Regions from separate parts of the Homo sapiens genome. Here region 1 is linked to region 2. The links are chromatin loops, found by intact Hi-C in ENCODE. Cell type or tissue: PC-3. All regions are shown on one strand. Each heading gives the region's core, and the rest is flanking DNA. Links, peaks and the distances in the headings are about the cores only.

What was found. A loop is a pair of places that touch in the nucleus more often than their neighbours do. Peaks named below come from ENCODE experiments on the same cell type or tissue, not always from the same donor. Only the 100,000 strongest peaks of a DNase experiment are listed, where the experiment ranks them.
Region 1: it touches region 2 in a loop (6-fold over the local background); 9 of 110 quality-filtered maps call a loop at or near these places.

What each region holds. Positions count from the first base shown.
Region 1 is chr6:157,310,654-157,318,988 of GRCh38, reverse strand. It overlaps TMEM242 (transmembrane protein 242), which reads left to right. Exons shown (of 4, transcript NM_018452.6): 3 at 70-207. Among named protein-coding and RNA genes, the nearest start is that of TMEM242, 8.7 kb to the left of the region's middle. RefSeq lists enhancers at 4,376-5,367, 5,368-6,360, 7,647-8,184, 8,185-8,335 and a silencer at 5,898-6,193. In PC-3, for the core only: CTCF peaks have their summits at 3,881 and 4,086 (motif pointing left); DNase peaks (open chromatin) are centred at 1,678 and 4,078; H3K27ac peaks cover 498 bases.
Region 2 is chr6:157,531,506-157,539,840 of GRCh38, reverse strand. The region is part of intron 1 of ZDHHC14 (zDHHC palmitoyltransferase 14); the gene reads right to left. Among named protein-coding and RNA genes, the nearest start is that of MIR3692, 6.5 kb to the right of the region's middle. RefSeq lists enhancers at 5,714-6,214, 6,215-6,715, 7,282-8,186, 8,187-8,335. In PC-3, for the core only: no CTCF peak of the experiment used is centred there; a DNase peak (open chromatin) is centred at 3,820; H3K4me3 peaks cover 1,184 bases; H3K27ac peaks cover 1,707 bases.

The sequences.
Region 1 (8,335 bases), core at 278-8,277, 220 kb after region 2:
AAACACCCCCAGAATGCTTATTCTTTCTGCACTGATTGTTTTTACCTCAACTTTTCTGTTTCATTTCAGGGAAGTATGGCCACGGCTGCATTACCGGAAAGCGGGTCTTCCCTTGCCTTGCGAGCTCTGGGCTGGGGCTCCCTGTATGCATGGTGTGGGGTTGGTGTGATTAGCTTCGCAGTCTGGAAAGCTTTAGGAGTTCACAGTGTAAGTAACTACTGTCTTGTCCCTGGTATCTACATGTTTATTCTGCTTACTGTGTTCTAAATTTTTCTGGTTTTCAAATTTATTTGCATGTAGTTTGGTCACTGTCTAGGGAGATGATGACAGAGTACGTGACTAAATTCTTACAAATAACTAGACAACTTCTTATTACTAATAAATACAATTTTTGAAGGTGGTAAAACTTCAAATATAATTAAGTAATGACTAATTTATAGCTAATGTTCTATATAAATTGACATTAGGGCGAGTGCAGTGGGTTATGCCTGTAATCCCAGCACCTTGGGAGCCTGCGGCAGGCAAATCACTTGAGCTCTGAAGTCCAAAACCAGCCTGGGCAATGTAAAGAAACCCTGTCTCTATAAAAAAATTAGCTGGGTGTGGTGGCATGCGCCTATAGTCCTAGCTACTCAGAAGGCTGAGGGAGGAGGATCACCTGAGCCTCACAGGCTGAGGCTGCAGTGTGCCAAGATCATTGCGCTTCAGCCTTGGCAGCGGGGTAAGACCCTGTCTCAAAAACAAAGTAGAATAAATAAACAAATTGACATTAGCGATTTGTTCAATAAAATTATTAATTTGGAACAACTTTCTATTGCTGTTTGACATATATATATAATCTTTGTAAAAGTTAAAGCATTTTAAAATTAATTATTTAAATTACTAATGTGTTATTTACACATTTTTGGAAAAAATCCTAAAATCTTGTGTGTCTGTGTCTGTGTTTGTGTATATATGTAAAATTTATACTTCAAGCTACAGAGCATTACATTAAGAATGACTGCCTTCTTTTTTTAAACAACTGGTTGGAAGTTCTGTGGACCGGACCCTTCGTGACTGGTGAGAATTGGCAGTAGTTTGAGATAGGTGGCAGCGGTAAAGTTGATGAAAACAGATGTCGATATATTTTGAAGGTCAAGTCAGCAAAGATTTGTTGTTGATTGGATGTGGGGTGTGAGAAAGAGTGAAGTTGGATGTCATCAAGACTTTTGGCCTGAGCAACTGAAGGATGGGTGGGGAGCAGTGTGAGAAAAGGAGGTATTGGGAGATAATGTCAGGAGCTCAATCTGACTTGTGAGGTTGACACATCCGTTTGATAGTGAGATGGAGAGCAAGTAAGCAGTTAGATATAGAAGTTGAGAGTTAGGGGAGAAGTACAAGGTGAAGATTTGAATTTGAGACTCATCAGTATATGGCTAGCATTTAAAGCTGTGAGACTAGATTAACTCACCAAGGCAGTGAAGGTTGAAAGAAAAGAGAAGAGGTCTGAGGAAGGAACTCTTGGGGACTCCTAATGTTAAGAGGTTGGGGAATGAGGGGAAAGTACCCTACTGAAGAGGGAAATCTCCTTGGCCTGGTGACTTGGACACCCGGTGAAGAAAACACTTCAAGGAGAAGTGACTGACTGTGTTGTATGCTGGTGATAAGTTACGTAAGATGAGGACTGATGATTCACCCGGTTTGGCAGTGTGACAGCCATTGGTGAAATGGTGGAGTGAAGCCTGAGTGATTCAAAAGAGAATAGAGGAGAATCAGAGGCAGTATATCTAGGTGAGTCTTGAGTTTTGCCACAAAGTGAAGGAAGGAAATGGGGTCATAGCTGGAAAAAAGAATGGGATCAAGAGATAAGTTTTTACTTGTTATATTTTACATTGGGAGAATTAACAGCATGTATATGCTGATGGGAATGATTCAGCAGGGAGGAAGAAACTGGGGCAAGTTGGCAGGGTTGCAGGAACAACCTCATAGACATTATTGAGCTTTTCATATTTAGTTTAATCGTAAACAAACATAAACATTACTGTGCTTTCCACTCAGAATACACTGATAGACAGATGATGGTGCTTTTCTCCTAGTCTAACCTTTGTTTTTAAAATTTATTTTTATTTTCGACTCTTTGGAGACAAGGTCTTCCTCTGTCACCCAGGATGGAGTGCAGTGGTGTGACCTCAGCTCACTGCAGCCTCCTGGGCTCGAGCAACCTTCCCACCTCAGCCTCCTGTGTAGCTGGGACCACAGATGCATGTCACTATGCCTGGCTCATTTTTTTTATTTTTTGTAGAGATGAGGTCTCATTATGTTGCCCAGGCTGGTTGCGAACTCCTGGACTCAAGCGATCTTCTGCCTCAGCCTCCCGAAGTGCTGGGATTAAAGGTGTGAGCCACTGCACCTGGCCCTCACCTTGATTTTTGAGTTAACTTTGCTGGCTAATCATTGTTTGTAATGCTAAATTAGAGATTGCTTGAAAAGACAGAAAACCTGTGACTGAAGATTTTTCATGATTTTTGCTGTTAACCTCAATTTTGCTTTCGACCAATATAAAATCTCTTCTTCCATTTTAGGCATTCTACAGACATTTTAGACATAGCAGATTATTTAATCTTCATAATAACTATCTAGCAGATATTAATATCCCCCATTTTATAAATGAGGAAATTGGGGCTCAAAGAGGTTAAATCACTTGCCCAAGATGACATAACATGTGATTGGCAGTGTCAAGATTTAAACCCAGGTCTGAATCTTCAGATTATTAAGTAGTACTTAGTAATAAAGTTATTAAGCTTCTAGTTTCTATAAAAATGACAGTCTGCTAGCACTTTACATGAACTGTGTGGAACTGATATGTGATGTTTCCAGTGTTTAGTAATGTGGGTCACAAACTTAGTAAAATTTTAAGGTATTTGAAAATACAAATAGTCTCACTTAGAAGAGTCAATCCCAGTTTTCATAAACCAACAAAATTAGGTTATCTAAATTATACACTTGATAATTCAGTGTTTATGGGCTAGAATAATCCAACTGTGCTAGAATAATCCAATTTTTTATTCATAATTATTATGGAATTTCATTTCACATAGAACACATACATTAAATACAAACATACATTTCTATTTCACACAGTGGTATATCATTTAATCAGAGGTTCCAAAGAAGGAGAGGTATTGGGAGCTATCTTGTTACCAAACAAAGCAGATACGTTTGCCCAGCACTGAAGATGGGTAGAATGTGAACTTCTTTGTTTTTTGGCATTGATACAAGGATTGCTGCCTAAATAAGATATTTTGGGGAGAAAAAATATTTTCTGGTTGGCACTACTGAATATAAGAATATGTGGAATCCTTTTATATTGCATCTTTATGTCATCCAGTGATAAGTAGGAAATATCTACTCAGCCTCTGCTGGGTACCTGGGATTGGGTTAGGTGCTGGGACCACAAAGAAAGAGAGTTCCTGACATCTTTATGTCTAAGTAAAAAGAGAGACTGCATATGCACTCTCTCTGCATATAGATCATTAGGCATATCAGTTTGATCTCCATGTTTGAGAAGGCCCACAGAAAAATGAACTCACTGATACCTTTTCAAGGTCATATCTTTTAAAGGCGGTAGTGTTTACTAATTTGCTGGTTTGTTCATTCTAAAGTCATTTGTGGGTCTCTCCTGAGCCAAGCACTGTGCTAAGACAGCGCTACCCTGTAAAGGGGTAAACCTTACCTGTTGACTTTCTAAGCAAATTCTTATGGTATGACCCTGCTCTGAGGCTTGCAGACAGCAATGTGGTATATTCAGCTCAACGTTTAGAGAGTTTTGATAATTATGAGGTTACCCTGAGTCCAGTAAGAACTTCTGTCACTGTGTACTGTCTCATCTTTGTATGACTAAGAAAACAGTCTCAGTCAGAAAATGTTAAACAGAAATGGTCCAAGTCTATGCACTCAATAAATAACTGAGATGATCATTCTAGATAAAATCAACTCCAGCGTTAAATAATTGTAAGTAGCTAGCTCGAATTGAATTGAATCTCTGATAGAAACCCAGTTCCAATACAAAAGGGTGCCATCTAATGGTTAACCTAGAGCAGCTTGATGAAAGTGCTTGCGGTTCCTATTTTAATTCGCAGCTACATCTGCTGGCCTAAAAGGGAACATGTTTAAAATGCTTAAAGTGAAACTTCGGTTTCTTTAAAGTATTTTGGTTTTACTGTTTGTTTATTCATAATTATTCTGGAATTTCATTTCACATAGAATGCATATAATAACATTAAATATAAACACATGTGTATTTTACACACTGTTATATCATTTAACCAGAGGATCTAAAGAAGGAGAGGTAGCAGAAGATGTCTTGTTAGACCAAGGCAGGTAAGTTTGCCCAGCATTGACAATGGGGAGAAATCAGTGCCAGTTCAGTATCTACCCTGCTCCCCGGCCCACCCTGGCCAACAAGCACGGCTTGACTGTTCAGTTTGTGTTCATCGATTACTTTCAACTATGGTATTTTATTATTTGATTATAATTAAGATAGCACCAATTTTATCACAATAACTTAATTCTGGAAAAAAAGATGAACATTTACTTTGGGTTTGTAGTCTCCTAAATCAGCTGTGTACATGATCATGGGAATGCATGCTGGGACACTATGATGAGGCCAGGTGAGTGCACACTGGGACACTATGATGAGGCCAGGTGAGTGCACACTGCGACACTATGATGAGGCCAGGTGAGCGCACACTGGGACACTATGATGAGGCCAGGTGAGTGCACACTGGGGCACTATGATGAGGCCAGGTGAGCGCACACTGGGACACTATGATGAGGCCGGGTGAGCGCACACAGGGACACTATGATGAGGCCGGGTGAGCGCACACTGGGACACAATGATGAGGCCGGGTGAGCGCACACTGGGGCTCTATGATGAGGCCGGGTGAGCGCACACTGCGGCACTATGACGAGGCCGGGTGAGTGCACACTGAGACACTATGAGGCTAGGTGAGCGCACACTGGGGCACTATGATGAGGCCAGGTGAGCGGACACTGGGACACTGTGATGAGGCCAGGTGAGCGCACACTGGGACACTGTGATGAGGCCAGGTGAGCGCACACTGGGGCACTGTGATGAGGCTAGGGGAGTGCACACTGGGGCACTGTGATGAGGCTAGGTGAGCGCACACTGGGGCGCTCTGATGAGGCCACGTGAGCGCACACTGGGACACTATGATTAGGCCAGGTGAGCGCACAGTGGGTCACTGTGATGAGGCCGGGTGAGCACACACGGGGACACTATGATGAGGCCAGGTGAGCGCACATTGGGACACTATGATGGGGCTAGGTGAATGCACACTGGGACACTGTGATGTGGCTAGGTGAGAGCACACTGGGGCACTATGATGGGGTTAGGTGAGCGCACACTGGGACACTATGATGAGGCTAGGTGAGCGAACACTGGGGCACTATGATGACGCCAGATGACTGCACACTGGGGTACTATGATGAGTCTAGGTGAGTGCACACTGGGGCACTATGATGAGGCCAGGTGAGCGCAGACTGGGGCACTATGATGAGGCCAGGTGAGCGCACACTGGACACTGTAATAAGGCCCGGTGAGCGTACACTGAGGCACTATGATGAGGCCAGGTGAGCGCACACTGGGGCACTATGATGAGGCCAGGTGAGCGCACACTGGGACACTATGATGATGCCGGATGAGCGCACACTGGGACACTATGATGAGGCCAGGTGAGCACACTCTGCGACACTATGATGAGGCCAGGTGAGGGCACACTGAGGCACTATGATGAGGCCGGGTGAGCGCACAGTGGGACACTATGATGAGGCCAGGTGAGCGCACACTGGGACACTATGATGAGGCCGGGTGAGCACACACTGGGACACTTTGATGAGGCCAGGTGAGTGCATACTGGGACCCTATGATGAGGCCAGGTGAGTGCACACTGGGACACTATGATGAGGCTAGGTGAGCGGACACTGGGACACTATGATGAGGCTAGGTGAGCGCACACTGAGGCACTATGATGAGGCCGGGTGAGCGCACACTGGGGCACTATGATGATGCCGGGTGAGCGCACAGTGGGACACTATGATGAGGCTAGGTGAGTGCACACTGGGACACTATGATGAGGCCAGGTGAGTGCACACTGTGGCACTATGATGAGGCTAGTTGAGTTCACACTGGGGCATTATGATGAAGCTAGGTGAGCGCACACTGTGACAGTAAGATGAGGCCAGGTGAGCGCACACTGGGACAGTAAGATGAGGCCAGGTGAGCGCACACTGGGACACTATGATGAGGCTAGGTGAGTGCACCCTGGGGCACTATGATGAGGCCGGGTGAGTGCACACTGCGACACTATGGTGAGGCTAGGTGAGTGCACACTGCGGCACTATGATGAGGCCGGGTGAGCGTACACTGGGGCACTATGATGAGGCTAGCTGAGTGCACACTGGGGCGGTATGATGAGGCTCGGTGAGTGCACACTGGGACACTATGATGAGGCTAGGTGAGTGCACGCTGGGGCACTATGAGGCTCGGTGAGTGCACACTGTGACACTATGATGAGGCTAGGTGAGTGGATACTGCGGTACTATGATGAGGGCAGGTGAGTGCACACTGGGACATGATGAGGCTAGGTGATTGCACACTGGGGCACTATAATGAGGTCAGATCAACGCACACTGGGGCACTATGTTGAGGCTAGGTGAGTGCACACTGGGAAACTATGATAAGGCTAGATGAGTGTACACTGGGGCACTATGATGACGCTAGCTCAGTGCACACTGGGACACTATGATGAGGCCGGGTGAGTGCACACTGGGACACTATGATGAGGCCAGGTGAGCGCACACTGGGACACTATGATGAGGCTAGGTGAGGGGACACTAGGGCACTATGTTGAGGCTAGGTGAGCGCACACTGGGACACTATGATGAGGCCGGTTGAGTGCACACTGGGGCACTATGCTGAGGCTAGGTGAGTGCTCACTGGGGCACTATGATGAGGCCAGGTGATTGCACACTGGGACACTATGATGAGGCCGTATGCGTGCACACTGGAACACTATGATGAGGCTAGGTGAGCGCACACTGGAACACTATGATGAGGCTAGGTGAGCGCACACTGGGACACTATGATGAGGCTAGGTGAACACACACTGGGACACTATAATGAGGCTCGGTGTGTGCACACGGGGGCACTATGATGAGGCTAGGTGAGTGCACACTGGGAAACTATGATAAGGCTAGATGAGTGTACACTGGGGCACTATGATGACGCTAGCTCAGTGCACACTGGGACACTATGATGAGGCCGGGTGAGTGCACACTGGGACACTATGATGAGGCCAGGTGAGCGCACACTGGGACACTATGATGAGGCTAGGTGAGGGGACACTAGGGCACTATGTTGAGGCTAGGTGAGCGCACACTGGGACACTATGATGAGGCCGGTTGAGTGCACACTGGGGCACTATGCTGAGGCTAGGTGAGTGCTCACTGGGGCACTATGATGAGGCCAGGTGATTGCACACTGGGACACTATGATGAGGCCGTATGCGTGCACACTGGAACACTATGATGAGGCTAGGTGAGCGCACACTGGAACACTATGATGAGGCTAGGTGAGCGCACACTGGGACACTATGATGAGGCTAGGTGAACACACACTGGGACACTATAATGAGGCTCGGTGTGTGCACACGGGGGCACTATGATGAGGCTAGGTGAGCGCACACTGGGACACTATGATGAGGCTAGGTGAGCGCACAGTCGGACAGTATGATCAGGCTGGGTGAGCGCACATTCGGACACTATGATGGGGCTAGGTGAGTGCACACTGGGACACTATGATGGGGCTAGGTGAGTGCACACTGGGACACTATGATGTGGCTAGGTGTGAGCACACTGGGGCACTATGATGGGGTTAGGTGAGCGCACACTGGGACACTATGATGAGGCTAGGTGACTGCACACTGGGGAGGCTAGGTTAGCGCATACTGGGACACTATGATGAGGCCAGGTGAGTGCACACTGGGGCACTATGATGAGGCTAGGTGAGTGCACACTGGGGCACTATGATGAGGCTAGGTGAGTGCACACTGGGGCACTATGATGAGGCTAGGTGAGTGCACACTGGGACACTATGATGAGGCCGGGTGAGTGCACACTGGGACCCTATGATGAGGCCGGGTGAGTGCACACTGGGACCCTATGATGAGGCCGGGTGAGTGCACACTGGGACACTATGATGAGGCTAGCTGAGTGCACACTGGGGCACTATGATGAGGCTAGGTGAGCGCACACTGGGACACTATGATGAGGCCGG
Region 2 (8,335 bases), core at 19-8,018:
GGTAACTTCTACCTTGATGTGAAGTTAAGCCCCCTCCACTACCCCAGCTCGCCAGCTGCAGTTTCTGGCCCCTCCACGGTGGAGAATAAAGCAGGTGAAGTAGAGAGGGAGGCAGGAAAGAGCCTACAGGAAGAGTTCTGTTACAAGGCGACTATGTGCTCTGGGTCTAGGAGATGGTTAAACCGGCTCTACCTAGACTCGCATTGGTGAGTGCTTTGGACGCCCCGGGGGAACCTAGGTGCATGGCCCACTTGCAATGTCTTCCTCTTTCCCTCTTCTTAAATAGAAACGGCCAGCTTCCTCCCACTCAGGGACTTCCTTCCACGCTGTTTTGCCTTCCAGTCCCTCCTCTCAGAAGCCCTCTTTGTCTTCTCTCCGGGGGACAGCTGGAACAGTGATCTGTTTGTTTGTTTATTTATTTATTTATTATCTTTCTGGAGACAGGGCCTCACTCTGCTGCCCAGGCTGGAGTGCAGTGGTATGATCATGGCTCACTGCAGCTTTGAACTCCTGGGGCTCAAGAGATTCTCCCAGCTCAGCCTCCTGAGTGGCTGGAACTACAGGTCCTCACCACCACACCTGGCTAATTTTTTGTGTGTTTTGTAGAAACACTTTGTTGCCCAGGCTGGTCTCAAACTCCTGGGCTCGAGTAATCCTCCTGCCTCAGCCTCCCAAAGTGCTGGGATTACAGGAATAAGCCACCACACCCAGCCTAGAACAGTGACCTCATACCTGCCTACCATGATCCCCTCCTTCAATCTGTCCCAACCACCACCGCCAGCTCCAATCACACGTGTCTCTGCTCAAAAGCCCTCCATGCTTCCGCCGTTCCTACCAAATGAAGCTCGAGCTCCTTATCTGGTGTCCAAGTCCCCCACAGTCACCTTCTCTCCCTCTCTCTCACTGCCCCCTCCTGAATCCCAGCAATGGCCACACCTAACATTTGGGCGTCTCAGGCAGGCACCCGCTTTCACTCACCGCCAGCGCTGCCTGTCCAGCCCACGTGTCTGGAACACCCGCACCTCCCATTCAGCATGTTGATGCTCCCAACTTTCCAGTTCCAGCTCAATACCGCTTCCTGAAAAGCCTTGGTAGAGTTTCTGGGCTCACCCCCTAAGCAGAAGGGATCGCTTCTTTCTCTGAACCCCCACCGTGTTTTTCTTTGCTCCTCTCCTTGGACATGTGGCTATTTGTGGACATGCTCCATGCACCTCACTAGATTAAAAGTCCTGGAGGGTGAGACTGGCTCCTGTTCCTCTTTGTGTCCTTTGTAGCACCTAGCAGGATGCCTCGCATGATGTAAAATGCAACTAAGTTTGATAAATATTTGTTGAGTAGCTGAATGAATAGAATCCATTTAGTGAATTTTACTGTAACACCTGAAAGAGGAGGAGAGTCAAGTCACCCATACCCTCAGCAACCACAGACCTGGTCTAGAACTTCTCTACTTTTGTCAGCTCGCTAGGTCCTGTAACTTCCTTCAGACAGATGCTAAGGCCCAGTTCCTTCTGCGAGGCTCCCTCAGCTGAGAGGACAGGATATTCCTCAGCTCGCTGAGCCGAGTGTGCCTCATGTTCACCTTCTGTGGGCATTTGCTGGAACCTCTAAGACCCTCCATGTGCTAAAGTTCTAGTAGATGCAGCACCATATGTTGGTACAACTCTGTATAATGCTAGGTGCTCTGTGACAGTCCCGTTCCACCAGCCTCTGTGTGTGACAGAGGACAGTGCTGAGTTTGTCCTAGAAATCCTCAACAACTCACTTTTTATAAAAGTGGCAGAATTCCCAACCCTAAACAATGAGGTCAGGGCTACTGAGACACCTTCAAAATGCTGCTTAGAAAAAGCATAGAGCATCTGTAGTCCTTGTGGTAAAGACAAGGCAATAAGCAGACCCTGCCCATGACTGTGAATGTTAACCTCCTGAAGGAGGTGAGACTAATGGGACATCCCAGTTGACCCACAGACTGGCACGGCTTCACAGCTGAAGGAAGCACTGTGCACAGTATGGCAAATTCTTAGTCCGAGCTCAGATGACTTGAAAATGGCTCCTCCATATTTCTGAGCAACTGTGGATGGGAACTCCAATGCTGAGTGCCATCTGTGTTGAGGAAGACTCCATCCCCAAGGGCCTGGATCTGATACAAGATGATGAGGCAGCTGCCAAAGATATAAACACCAAATGGAATCCTATTTCTGTCTCAAGAATTGTGACCTACATACAACTCAGGGCAGTGTAGCAAACAGGCTACAGGCATCTTAGTCTTCATAAAGATTAACTGGAAAGTGACAGGGGGAAAAATAAGAATACATCTTCATAACATAAAAGAAATTAGCTAATTTAGCACCGGATACTAAAATGATGAGAAGCCTTTACAGAACTCTCCCTCCAATCATATACATCAGCAAGAGCTGTTTGATTTTGGATATGATGATAAATACCTATGCACAAACTGCCAAAGCATTGTACATTAGAGGTACAGAAATTCATTCCAGGTAATAATTAGAAATGTAGCACTGCCAAAAGATTATATGGAATTTTTTTCAGTTCAAATAGCAATCTCTTTGAATCTTTAGTAAAAATTGTTTTTGTGCATTGATGTTTATACATGAAAAATGGAACTGTTTTCTGGGCGCTATATTATCTGAGACCACACAATCAGAGTGCATCCTTCCTCTGCTCAGAACTAAATATTTGATATTGGTCATTAAAAAGATAGATGGAGCCGGGCGCGGTGGCTCACGCCTGTAATCCCAGCACTTTGGGAGGCCGAGGCGGGCGGATCACGAGGTCAGGAGATCGAGACCATCCCGGCTAAAACGGTGAAACCCCGTCTCTACTAAAAATACAAAAAATTAGCCGGGCGTAGTGGCGGGCGCCTGTAGTCCCAGCTACTTGGGAGGCTGAGGCAGGAGAATGGCGTGAACCCGGGAGGCGGAGCTTGCAGTGAGCCGAGATCCCGCCACTGCACTCCAGCCTGGGCGACAGAGCGAGACTCTGTCTCAAAAAAAAAAAAAAAAAGATAGATGGAGGGATAGATAGACAGACAGACAGGCAGACAGATAGATAGATATAAAATCATTTTAGCATCAAACAGACACTGACATCCCAGAATCAATACTGTCATTAATTCTATATTCATGTTTAGAGACTGGCTTACAGGTTAGAATTTGACATAATGCTGATTCCTTGAACAAAACCCCTAAGACTAAATTAATTTCTTAAACATTTGGATAAGAAACATGGATTTCATTATTGGGTAATTAGGTCACTCTGTTTTCCAGAGGACATTCTTTGGGAGAAGATTAACTTAAAAACTAAACAAAACAAAAGAACAATATTAACAAGATATAGCAGAGACATTAAAACCAAGTGCCCTTTGGAACAAGAAGTAGAGAATCTTTTCCTGTATCAAAACAATTTGAGTCCTCTTTTAATGTTTTGTCTATAAATGGATACACATAAAAAAAGTTTGTTAATAGTAGCTCATGACTCCTGACTGCAGCAAATGGCCTACATTTGATATTTTTGGTCTGTCCTGTACGTATGAAAGCATAAACATGAGAATAACTGTTTTTTAGACATAACCACGAGGCATACATTTATTATTACACAGGAAGAGGAAGTGGCCTTGCTGCATTATTGCCACACTCCAATCCAGGGAGTTGCTACTTTGCAGAAATCACAAAGTAACCTAGCATTTTAAGTTTCAGATTCTCGATTGCAAAGCATTTCAATAATAAGTAGCTAAGGCAAACAATCATAAATGAAATAACCTGAGCCAATGACTCACACATCTGAAATAATCAGAGTAGCATTGTGAGAAATGGAGGTTTTAAGGGTTGCAATAGAAATGACCCCTTTTCCTTTTCAAATGAGTCACTGCAAAACAAAGGTACTTTTCACTTACAGGCAGGAACATAAGCACCATTCATTTTGTGATTTGTTCCTTAATCACATACTTAGAAATAAATCTACCACCACAAGGCAAAGATGAGCGCATTACTTGGAGACAAATAGAGGAAAAAGTAGATTCAGAAATCATATCCACTCACAACTCCAGAATAGGAAAAACCAAATAGATGATTTCATAAAACTCCCAAGAGTGACATTCCCCTACAAGATCACGATGGCAGGACCCCGTGCCTGGAAAGCACGATTAGTGACTAATCGTGTTAATTACCCCAGACGCACAGAGCCAGGAGTCTATGCATGCCTGTATGAAGGGAGGGAATTTAAATCAATGAGCCCAGGGACTAACGTGGAAAATATGAGCAAAGCAAGCTGGAAGGAAAAGCTCAAACCCAGAGAGCATGGAGGTGACAGTAGAACTCCACATACCCATTTGTAGACTACAAACTTGATGTTCAGTTTCATCAAAGCTCAACAGCTCTTTTTCACACGCGTCTCTCTGTCTACCTTTGTCGGGTGAGAACTGTAGCTTTCAGGCTTGCTAAGGGAGGAGGAAGGTGAAGGTCACCCTACCGAGTCGAGGAATGTCACTTAGGAAATCTGGTTTTTCCCTACAGGACTTCTGGCTAGATGCAGAGTTAAACAGGGATGTCTCCAAACACAGCACAGTCTTGCCTTGAACCTGCAGAGTTCATGAGTGAGGAGAGGGGCTCCAGGCTTCAAGCACTTGCGTGAACAGAGAGCGGAGGAGGGGAGACAAGGAGAGTGCTCTCTTCTGCCCGTGGGGCCCAAACACCCTCCAAGCATGCAAGACAGAGTTAGTGTCCTTACTCTTAACTCAGGGCCTCCCAGACCACCCAGAGAGGTCTACTTAAGATACAGGACCTGGGAATCTGTAGCTTTATAATACAGGCTTCAAATCATAGTGTGTAAACAGCCCAATTTACTCATCTACTATTGAGAATGTACAAGAGCTTACTAGTGAATATTGTGGTGCATCAACATTTTTGCCAAGTGATTCTGAGTTGCATTTAAAATTCCAGGAAGAGGCCGGGAGTGCCTATAATCCCAACACTTTGGGAGGCTGAGGTGGGCAGATTGCTTGAGCTCAGGAGTTTGAGACCAGCCTGGGCAACATGGCGAAACCCCGTCTCTACAAAAAAAATACAAAAACCAGCTGGCTGTGGTAGTGTGTGACTGTAGTCCCAACCACTTGGGAGGCTGAGGTGGGAGGCTGGCTTGACCCTGGGAGGCTGAGGCTGCAGTGAGCCAAGATCATGCCACCGCACTCCAGCCTGGGCAACAGAGCCAGACCCTGTCTCAAAAACATGAAATGAAATGAAATGAAATGAAATGAAATGAAATGAAATGAAATGAAATGAAATGAAATGAAATAGAATTCCAGGAAGCCAGAGGCTTCTGGGTAGCATGTGAATCATGGGAGGGAAAGCCAACACTGTTTTGCCCCAAAAGTTGCTCTTTAATGTCCAGACATTACTTAGGCATGGCAACCACATGCCCCAGATTTCCCATTCGAGTCCTGGTTCAGGTGAATGTTTTGTCATTTTCAGACCATGTGTGGCTGCTGAGCTAATTGGCCAAAGTAACTCCATTTTGCTTTCTGTGCATCCTGGAACCGTAAGGCATCGTCAGGGCAAGCCAGGGCCCTTCCGAGAAAGCTCTTCCTAGAGCTGCTGGTGTGTGTGCTGGGAAGACCTGCACATACCAAGCGTCCAGGGTAGTGATTTGGGATTTGTCCTGGCACTAAACAGCATTCTAAGGTTTAGCTGCCTCTGACCCTGGCTTATATTTGAAGGGTGTCCATTCTGCCTCCCTTCTGGAAACTCTGTATAGGAAAGTCATAGCTCTATTCATAATTCTTGTTTCATCCAATCTAAGGTACCCCACATTTTAAGATGTATCATTAAGGGGAAATGTGCCAAATCAGATAATATTCCCTAACCACAAGGGATCTTTATTTCATACTTATTGAAAGAGTTATTATAGACTTAATTAGACACCAATTTAAAAATCATATATCATTATTGTGCATACATTTTAAAAAATGCAAGTGAACTAAATTGGCCACAGTATTCCTAAAACATCTCCACATTTAGAGCCTGAGGCAGAGGTGTCTGCTTGAGGGCTTTCCACGTTGCAGCCTCCTGAGCCCATCAAAGCATGGCCCGGCTCTTCTGCTTCCCCCTAGGCTGCACTCCGTGCCCAATGCACCAGCTCAAGCCAGAGCACGTCCCTCCTCTGCTCAGAACTAAAGCCAGGTACTTGCCGAGGCTACAAAGCCATCTGGCTCCTGTGACCTCTTTGACCTCATCTTCCTCCCTCCTGCCGACCCCTGCAGCTCTGGAACAAGCCAGGCCTGCCTCTCCTCTGGGCTTTTGCCTGTGCCTTCCCCCTGCCTGGAACTCCCTCCCTACAGGGAGCCATAGAGCTCCTCCCAGCCTTTGCTCAAATATCACCATCTCTGTAGAGCCTTCCCTGACTGTGCTGCACACAATCTCCAAACTGCAGCCCTCCTATGACCAGCCATCCCGTCTCCACCAACCCCAACCCCTTCCAGCTTTTACTCTTCCCATAGCACTTATCCCCACTTGGCACACTGTTAATATATATACTTCCTTGCTTACTGTCTGACCCCACTAGAAAAAAGCTCAATGCAATGAGGACGTGTATCTGCTTGGTTCACTGATGTAACCTCCAGTGCCTAGAATTCAGTCTAGCACATAGTTGACCTTACAATAACTATTTGTTAGATGAAATGAAGAGACATCTAAAAAAACACAGGATACAAAGTACAGCGGAGACAATCCTATTTGTGTTTCAAACACATCTATATTTGTAACTAGAAGAATGTGCCCCATTATCTCATTATCCCTGGGTGATTTTCTGCATATGTGCGTTTTGGTGGTTTCCAAATTTTCTTAATTAAAGCATGGCTTATTTTTGTAGTAGAGAAATATGTTATTAAAAATAAATGCATAAGTACTTGTTGAACTAAAAAAGAAGATAATTGCCGAAATATTAAAATCTGCCTGTGCTTTTAAAAACTCAACTATCCATAAAGAAGATGCTTGACGATAATGTATATTCTCTGTTGGATTGAAACCTCAGCGGGCTGAAGCTCTTGATTTTTGCAAGTTGTCTTACAATACCTTAATTAGTCTAATTGTTTTGGGGTATGGAGGATCATACATTTGAGAAGGCAAAACCCAGGTTATCTCCTATCTCAGCTCTGGTCTGTACCCAACTTCTTGGAGGAATGTGACTAGAGAAAGTTCTTCTGTCATCCTTGCAGATTTCTGTCTTAAACTGGGTATTTATTTAAAGTACAGGACAAGGCCACACATATAGGGCCCAACTCCCCTCAGTTCCAGCAAGCCCCCTGGAGATCCGGAATCTCAGAGGCCTGCTAGATTCCCTTTTTCTTTCCTTGGGTTGCGGGTGGTCTAGGGATGGCAAGATGGGAAAGGAGGCGTTCAGGAATGAGAAAGAATCAAATGCTATACAAATTAAATCTCCTCAACACCGGCAATGTTCATGGAATTGAACCCAAACGCTGGATAGCTCATCAGTGAGCACTGTTTGGCAATGAATTGCTCAACAGAGACATTTTCAACAAAATATGAATTAGTTTAATCATTACATGTTCAAGAAAACCTTGTTGGAAGGAAAATGCCCTGCCTTGTTTCAGATTGCACACTGAACACCACTGAGGCTCTCCTCCCATCCCAAGGCCCTGGGGCCATCAGGCTGCCTGCTGGGAGGTGGCCCAGGGGTGTGGCTGCTGGTGCCACCAGGAGACGCCTGCTGTGCCTGCTCCTCCTCCCCCAGCGGCTCCTTCCCCAGTGCTTCCATGGCCAGGGGCCCCACACTAGGGCTTCAATTGCTCACCCAGGGTGGGCAGGCAGTGAGCACAGCTTTACCCAGGACTGGGGCCTCTGCCAGGGAGCTGGCACCCCCACGCCCATCCCGCAGAACGAGGCCAGGCCCTCTGGGACAGTCACACTGCACAAAGTCCAGATGTTACCGCTACGGAAAAGTGTCTTCGGCGTTACGAAGATGCAGTAACTCAAGGCCTTTGGGGAAAAGGCACATTTGAGTCTTGGAAAGTTTTTCCAGAGCTGGAGAACAAGTCTACGAGTACCGTGGATGCAGGAGATGACTGAGTCTCCTTCACGCCTTCATTCAGGCACTCGGCACACAGCCACTGAATACACACTACCTGCCAGCAAGCTGCACCATGTGCTAGGAAAGCAGGAAGATCAAGACAAGACCCTCGCTTCCTGGCAGCTCACATTCCAGTGTGGGGGTTGGGGGGTGGGGCAAATCAGCACACTACAAACAAAAGAGCAAGTGTGGAGACACAGGTGTTGAGGAACGGTGGAGGGAACCAACTCAGTGGGCC